2 separate regions of the Homo sapiens genome follow, and region 2 is linked to region 1. Evidence: chromatin loops called from intact Hi-C (ENCODE). Cell type or tissue: K562. All regions are shown on one strand. Each heading gives the region's core, and the rest is flanking DNA. Links, peaks and the distances in the headings are about the cores only. Region 1 overlaps SEMA4F (ssemaphorin 4F). Region 2 overlaps M1AP (meiosis 1 associated protein).

What was found. A loop is a pair of places that touch in the nucleus more often than their neighbours do. Peaks named below come from ENCODE experiments on the same cell type or tissue, not always from the same donor. Only the 100,000 strongest peaks of a DNase experiment are listed, where the experiment ranks them.
Region 2: it touches region 1 in a loop (3.0-fold over the local background); 3 of 110 quality-filtered maps call a loop at or near these places.

Annotation. Positions count from the first base shown.
Region 1 is chr2:74,657,514-74,661,753 of GRCh38, forward strand. SEMA4F (ssemaphorin 4F) reads left to right here. Exons shown (of 14, transcript NM_004263.5): 3 at 52-111; 4 at 340-438. Among named protein-coding and RNA genes, the nearest start is that of SEMA4F, 5.4 kb to the left of the region's middle. In K562, for the core only: no CTCF peak of the experiment used is centred there; a DNase peak (open chromatin) is centred at 2,158; H3K27me3 peaks cover 937 bases.
Region 2 is chr2:74,595,427-74,599,964 of GRCh38, forward strand. The region is part of intron 4 of M1AP (meiosis 1 associated protein); the gene reads right to left. Among named protein-coding and RNA genes, the nearest start is that of DOK1, 43 kb to the left of the region's middle. In K562, for the core only: no CTCF peak of the experiment used is centred there; no DNase peak of the experiment used is centred there.

The sequences.
Region 1 (4,240 bases), core at 1-4,000:
GAGTTTGATGTTAGGGGAATCTGGGTGAAATGATCACTTCTCCTTTCTCAGATTGACTGGATGGTTCCTGAGGCTCACAGACAGAACTGTAGGAAGAAAGGCAAGAAAGAGGTAGGTGTAAATCTGAGCCCTGTCTTGAGTGTCAGTTGAGACCTTGGCCCAGCCCTGACTCTCAGTCCCCTGTAATGCTTCCATACCAATGGGCCCAGGCAGAGACTCTAACACCATGCCATCACCCATCATCTCTGATCCCAAAGCTGCATCTAACTGTCCTGACGTTACCTTACCCTTCCTCGTACCTGCTGCTTCTGATTCTTTCTAACCGTCTCTGACCCCCAGGACGAATGTCACAATTTTGTCCAGATTCTCGCCATTGCCAATGCCTCTCACCTCCTCACTTGTGGCACCTTCGCTTTTGATCCGAAGTGCGGGGTTATTGTGAGTGACGGTGTGGGAGGAGAGGGAGAGGGTGCCTGCACCAGTGTGAGTTACTTGGGGTGGTGGTGGGAGGATGGGAAGGGTTTTCTGTGAGCGACCATGATGGGGGCATGGTCAAGGCAACCATTGTGCATGATAAGCATTGGGTGTAGGGGCTGTCCTCATGGGATGAGGGTATGTGTAAGCCACTGAGGGAGGGAAAGGGAGGTTGTCTGGAGAGGGTAAGATATACAAAGTGTGAAGAGAGACATAGTGGGATAGTTAAGGAAGTTAGGGATGCTGGTTGGGCTGGGGAAACAACAAATCCAGGGAGAGACTTCAGAAACCAGAAACTCATGTTTCCCTTGCCCTGTGTATGCTTTGTCCAGGCAGCCTGTGTCCATTTCTTAATTAGTACAGCCCATTGCCTGTTTCTTCCTTTCACAGCATGTGACTGTCTCTTACCACCTTCTCCTACTTCCACTGCCAACCTCATTGTATATGGGCTGTGAGTCTCTCCTCTCATGGCTTCTGATGTCACTTCCACTAATGTAATATCTGCTGGCCCCATATTCTGGATCTTGCCTTCAGGGCGGGCACTCTGTCAATCATGTTTTCTTATAGATCCTGTTTATTGCTGCTGAAGGCCTGGACATCACCAGCCTCAAACACAGGCAGGCTTGGGACATGTGTATCCTAATCACATCTAGGCTAGTCATGATCTCTGGGACTGATGACTGTTTCTGAATTCTCAGCTTTTCCCATCTGTTACACAGTAGTCAGCACTGGTCTTTTGGCAGCTCACATTTGTGACAAGCCCCTGGCGTGAGTCAGAAGCCTCACATATCCTTTATATCCAGTGGCTTCTCTTTCTGCTCTGTAGAGCAATAGGAGGGAGTATAACTGCTCCCTTTTTTGACCTCATCCTTAACTGTAGATCTTGTCTTGACTCTTCTGCAGTCCTCAGTAATCCCTGCCACCTGGATCAAGTCAGTGTGTATCTCTAAACCCCTCTTTGTTACATACCACCCTCATATCTCTGGCTTAGGATGCTAATCATAATCATATGCATGATTGCTCCAGTTAGTCCCCCTGGGCTGCCTTGGGGTGGGTTGGACTTATGTTAAGTCCTTTTCATAATGCAGGTGATACACACTCCCTACCAGCATCTGGATAGCTCCCTCATTCTGGAAAGGTTCGCAGTTCAGGGTGTTGGTGAAAATCTCTGTATTCCCTCAGGTAACATTGAGGTCTAATTTCCCTACAGTTCTCCTTAAGTTTATAAGGTAGCAATGGTACTGCCATTGCCATATTTGTCCTTTTCCATTCTGCCAGGCTTGGGGATCCCATGGGTATGAATCCCAGAGCCATGGCTTATAGACAGTGTGATTGTTCTAAGTTAGTCTCCTAGGGCCTTTAATTCTTCCTTGTTTCTCTGAGGTGGGACTCTAGTGGTTGTTACATAAGGTATCTAGACAGAAAATGTTCTTTCTGGACATACCTGTCAGGATTGGTGTGACTTGGATGCCTATCTCTTCTTGAGGAACATCAGCAATGAAGAGTGAAGCCAGGGGTCTGTGTCCTGAGCTCCCAAGAATTCAGCTCTTTTCCTGAACTCTCCTGTCTAGCAGGCTTATGAAATGAGGGCCCATCCTTTGGTCAAGGCTTGTTTGAAGGAGAATATAGAGACTAGCCGCAAGAGGTCAACTCTGGTAACCCTTTGAGCCACATCCTGTCTGCTCTGTAGACGTTTTGAAAGTTCTCTTCTGCCTTAACCTGTCTTATCCTACTACCCAGCAGCCCCAGTCTGCTTGACCAAGTTCTTCCTTTATCCTCACTGCTGAACCTCTCATGTCCTAGACTGATGACTTTGAGACTGTATATAAACAATTATCTGAGAGCTTTGTTCCAGACATAGCAACTTGATCAAAGTTGATTGTGGAGAAATGAAGGTTCTTACATAAAGGAAATTCCAGCATTGGATCTAAGGGCTCCCACTGTGGAGTGCTGTCCTTCAGTGATAGCTCATTGGACATTGGAGGAAAATATCCTAATTTGTTTTGTTGAGGGACCTCTAGCAGTTAACAGAGAAAAATGTTAGACTTCTAACAACAACAACAACAAACAGCAACAATGACAACCATTCAGTTGAGTGTCTGCTCTGATGAAGACTTGGTATTAGGTACTTTACATTAAGGATTAAGTTTAATTCTTATCACCACATCATGATATTTAGGTATTATTTCCATTTTACAAGTAATGAAACTGAAGTTCAGAGAAATTAAGTATTGTCTCTAAGACTGAATAGCTAGCAGAGGCAGAACCAAAATTTAAACCTGTGTTTGTCTCTGGCTCTGTTCCACTATCCTGTCCCTCTAGTCTAGCCTGCAGCCCAGAAGACCTTATCTGTCTTCAATTTCTTGTGGCATTTGATGTGTTTCATGTACTAGGAACCATCTTTCTTTTCTTTGCTTTTTTTCTTAGCCACCTGGGAAAGGTCCTTCCTATGCCTTAAACTCCTCTTGGCCAAGGCCAAAGGACCAGTTCCAACCCATAGCTCAGAGAGAGCCTTCCTGTCCAGCTCCAGCTTTCAGCTTCAGGGACTTTGCTTTACCACAGCTGATTCTCAGAGACTATGCTGCTGACTAACACAATGATGATACAATGAAGAATCTCAACATTCAGATAGATAATATAGTGGAGTGGTCATGTCTCTTTCAGACCCGAGTTAAATGTCATTTTGACCATGCAATAATCATAACCTATCTAGTTAATAGGAGGCTCACCTCTTCAAAGGTTAGAAACCTGGATGATATGATGATGCTGCTGGGGAAAACTGAAAAAGAACTAGTTTCAACATATTGAGTTTTAAGGGGCAGATAGGAAATCTCTGTGAGGAAGTCCAGCAGTCAAATAAAAATATGGGCTAGAGTTTAGAAGATATCAGATTTGGAGAGTTTGGGGAATGATTTGCATAGAATATCTGGCTGGAAAGAATGAATGAGATCTTTGAAGCATATGTGAAAGCTACTAAAGGTGGATTCTTAGGATACACATGTGGGAGCTAGAAAGAAGAAGAAGGAAATGGAGAAATAACAGATAGGAGGGATTCCAGAAGGGCAGAGTTTCAGGAGAGTCAAGGAATAGAATATTTCAAGGAAGGGAGTGAGTCAAAAGTATCAAATGGTGCATAAGGGTTAAAGAGAATGAGAACTGAGAAAAAGTTCATCCCTTTAGTCCTTGGAGAAATGTAAGGCAGTAGTTATAGGCATAGAAAACATTATTTGTCTTCCAGGAATAACAGGTGATCTGGTTTGGATAGAACAAAGGTCATTTTGAAAAGTAGTTGAAAATAAGTAGGTTTGGCTGATGAGGTTGTACTCCAGGCAATGGTGGACTATTTTCTCATTCTCTTGCACAAAAAGTTATTATTAAGTCAGTGACCAATACTTCAGATTAATCTTGGGTGGGTATTAGAATAACTTGGTTGGTGGGGGTGGCTAGATGATGTGGAGAAAGGAGTTTACTGCCATGGTTTAGGTGAGAGGTAAGAAGGGAAGCAGCAGCAGGTAAGTACCACATCTCTAGAGTGCCCAACCATCTTGTTAATCTCTCACCAAACCCATCTTTCTTCTCAGGTGAGGATGCTCCCACTGTCACACAGCTGGAGTGCTGTGCCTCTGTGGAGTCCTCCATTCCAGCAGACTCTTCTGACCCAGCATTCCGTTTTTGGGGACTTCAAAAGTTTTAACAGGCCTTCTTCCAGACTCTCAGTAAAATAGAATCTTGTTTGCCATCTAGAACAAGAGATGAGTAATCGGAG
Region 2 (4,538 bases), core at 292-4,291, 62 kb before region 1:
CTGCAGCCTTGACCTTCCAGGCTCAAGTGATCCTCCTGTCTCAGCCTCCCGAGTAGCGGGGATTATAGGTGCACACTACCATGCCAGGCTAATTTTTGTATTTTTTGTAGAGATGGGGTTTCATCATGTTGCCCAGGCTGCTCTTGAACTCCTGAGCTCAAGTGATCTGCCTGTCTTGGCCTCTCAAGGTGCTGGGATTGTAGGCTAAAAGCAAAGATTTCAACACTTTTCTTGTGGAGTTTATGTAGATGTAATACACATGACAATTATAACATGAAAGATAGTGTATGTGAATGGGAGCAGTAAATGGACTTAATAGCAAGTTTTCTATATTTTACATGAAATGGTACTATATATATTAATTCTGAGTAGGCTGTAAAAGAGTTTTTAAAATACATTTTAATTCCCACAAGGTCTTTGCATTTTATGTGAATATTGTAATCCTGAAGTTTCTACATTTTATATTAAATGGTATTATATTGACTCTAAGTAGACTGTAAAAAGTTAGGTATATATACTGTAATCCATAGAGAAACCAGAAAAAATGCAAAGATGAATGGCTAAATGACAATAGATAAATTAACATGAAATTGAAAAATATTTAAATAATCCAAAAGAAAGCAGGAAAGCAAGGAAGAAAGATGAAAAACAGGACAAACAGAAAATAAAATGGTAGACCTGAGTCCAACTATATGAATATGTATGGTAAATGTTAATGGACTCTACATTCTAAATAAAAGCCAGAGATGATCAGAATAGACATAAAGCAAGACCCAGCTATATGCTGTCTATAAGAGAGAGACTTTAAGTATAAAGACATAAATGAGTTGAAAGTAAATGGATGGGAAAGGATGAACCATAAAAACAGTAAGATGGCGGGGCGCGGTGGCTCACGCCTGTTATCCCAGCACTTTGGGAGGCTGAGGTGGGTGGATCATGAGGTCAGGAGATAGAGACCATCCTGGCTAACATGGTGAAACCCTGTCTCTACTAAAAATACAAAAAATTTGCCGGGCGTGGTGGCGGGCACCTGTAGTCCCAGCTACTCAGGAGGCTGAGGTAGGAGAATGGTGTGAACCTGGGAGGTGGAGCTTGCAGTGAGCCGAGATCACGCCACTGCACTCAAGCCTGGGCAAAAGAGCGAGACTCCATCTCAAAAGAACAACAACAACAACAACAACAACAACAACAAACAGTAAGACCCAAGATAAATGAAAACATATATCCACACAAAGATTTGTGTACAGACATTCATAGCAGCTTTCTTCACAATAGTCAAAAACTGGAAACAATAGAAATATCCATTAATACATAAATGTTTAAACAAAATATGACACATTCATGCAATATACCACTACTCAGCAATAAAAAGAAAACGCACTACTGATATAAACAACATAGCTGAATCTCAAAATCTGAATTAAAAAATATAAACACAAAAGGTGTGTGTACTTTAGGATTCCACCTACACAAAATACAGACTAACCTACAGACAAAAAGCAGTTAAGTGGTCTTACCTGGGGCTGGAGGGATGGATGGAGTGTAAAGGGGAAAGAAAAATCTTTTTTGAGGATGAGGGAAATGTTCTGTATATTGATCGTGATGATGATTTGTGGGCATATACATCGGTCAAAATTCACTGAATTGTATACTTCGAATGGATGCAACTTATGGTATGTAAATTATTCCCCAATAAAGGAAGGAAAGGAAAAATTTTTTAAATTTCAATTTTTAAATACTTTTAGATTTTCTACTGAACTCAAAAAATTATTTAACTCAAGTTTAAAGAGAAAAATCTGCCATTTTTCTGAGACCATGGCTTCTGTTAATGAAATAAACAAATGTCTCTCTGTGTTAAAAATCTTTAGGTAATAAATACAACAGTGGTTCTAATTTAGTCTTAATGTCAGAGGGAAATGACTTTAATGCAGTTATCAAAGGCAGACACAATGAACAGCTGTGTTTTCTGGTCTATTTTCTAAGACACTGAAAGGGAGAAAATCAGTATCTGTTCTGACAATTGCACTGAAGCATAGAAGAGGCTACCCACCCCACCCCCAGCCCTTTTTTCTGGCATTCTTTAGGAAGCAATGAATCTTTATCTTCTATGTTTGGGTTGTTAACATTTGGTGTTTCCTGAGAACACATATGGAGAAAATACCTTCCCAAAAGAGCTTGACATTGATCCCTGGCAAAGTCTAGGAGGAAATATTAAACAGATGGTTTGCGAGCACTTAGAAAGGGAACCTGATATCCTTGTGTATGACTGAGAGATGTAGACTAGTTGCCAGCATCATTAGGTTGATTTGTAATTGGCTGAATGACTTACATACCCAGTGAGTGCAGACTGCTGTCAACCTGCACAGATGCCCTGTGGATGCCAAAGTTATTGATCTCAGTGGCTATTTTAGTTTTGACATATTTATTACTTAGTCATTCTTCACAAAACTATTGTAAAACTTTTATTGTATGCCAATAAATACATGCAATAAAAATGTAAGCTATGAAGCATAACAACAAAAGTGAACACTCACAAATCCTTTATTTAACTTCAGATGTAGAACATCATCAATACTCCTGAGATATCTGCATGCTTTTCCCTAATCTTCTCCAGAAATCTTGCCACGTTGACTTTTATTTTTATAATTTCTTTCTTTTTAAAAGTAGTTTTGTAGCTGGATGCGCTGGCTCACACCTGTAATCCCAGCACTTTGGGAGGCCAAGGTGGACAGATCACTTGAGGTCAGGAGTTCAAGACCAGCCTGGCCAACATGGTGAAACCCTGTCTCTACTCAAAATACAAAAATTAGCTGGGTGTGGTGGTGTGCACCTGTAATCCCAGCTACTCAGGAGGCTGAGGCAGGAGCATGGCTCGAGCCTGGGAGGCGGAGGTTGTGGTGAGCCGAGACTGCGCCACCGCACTCCAGCCTGGGTGACAGATCGAGACTCCATGTCAATAAATAAATAAATAAATAAATAAATAAATAAAAGTAGTTTTGTTACTTTAAATAACACTTTATAATTTTAGTTTTGAGCTTTATAAATAAGTATCATATAGTATACACCTCTATCTGCTTTTTTCTCAATATTGAAAAGATGCATTCACATTGTTATTTACAGCTGTGGACCATTCATTTTCAAAAATGTATGATATTCCACCAAACATTCCTTGTAATATTTATTCTGTATATCAACTTTTTTTTTTTTTTTTTTTTTGAGACAGAGTCTTGCTCTGTCATCCAGGCTGGAGTGCAGTGGTGTGATCTTCATTTATTGTGGCCTTGACCGCCCGGGCTCAAGTCTCCTGTCTCAGCATCCTGAGTAGCTGGGACTGCAGGTGCATGCCACCATGCCTGGCTAATTTTGTTTATTTTTTGTAGAGATGAGGTCTCACTATGTTGTTCAGGCTGATCTTGAACTCCTGGGCTCAAGTGATCCTCCTGCCTTGGCCTCCCAAAGTGCTAGGATTATAGGCATGAGCCACCACACCCAGCCATTTTCATGTATACTTTGATGAACAGAAATTCTTCATTTTAATGTAGTTATACTTATCAATCTTTTATTATATGGGCTGGGCACGGTGGCTCATGCCTGTAATCCTAGCACTTTGGTAGGCCGAGGTGGGCGGATCACCTGAGGTCAGGAGTTCGAGATCAACCTGGCCAACATGGTGAAACCCTGTCTCTACTAAAAATACAAAAAATTAGCTGGGCATGGTGATGCACACCTATAATCCCAGCTAGTTGGGAGGCTGAGGCATGATAATTGCTTGAACCCAGGAGGTGGAGGTTGCAGTGAGCTGAGATCATGCGACTGCAGTCCAGTTTGAGTGACAGAGACTCTGTCAAAAATCTTTTATTTTATGATTAGCAAACTTTATGTCTTATTTAGGAAATGCTTCTTCCTCTTCCCCAACCCTTGTCATGAAAATTTTCTCCTATGCTTTTTTTTTTAAAGTTTTACATTTTACTTTTCACATTGAAGTCTTTAATCCATCTAAAAACATTATTATAAATGGTGTGAGGTAGGAATATTTTTTCCTATATGGAATATTGATAGTTTCAATATGACTTAATGGCTAAATCCACCCTTTTCACACTGCTCTGCCATGTCAGCCAAGCCACATATCAAGTTTTCATGTGGCTGTTTCTGGACTTCTCTAATCCATTCCAGTTTGGACAATTTGTCTATTCCTATGTAAATATGACACTATCTTAATTAGAATAGCTTTATAAACCATCTAAACATCTGGTAAGGCAAACCCCTGGCCCTAATATGTATCTTTACTTCTAAAATATAGAATACATATATTCTAGAATATATATTCTCTCTCTATATATAATACACACACACAGACACACACACACGAATCAGCTTGTCAAGTTCATCTAAAAACTCTGACAGGATTTTTTTTTTTTTTTAAAGAGGTGGAGTCTTGCTCTCACCCAGGCTGGAGTGCACTGATGCGATCATAGCTTACTATAACTTTAAACTACTGAGCTCAGGAGATACTTCCTCCTCAGCGTGCCTAAACTTTT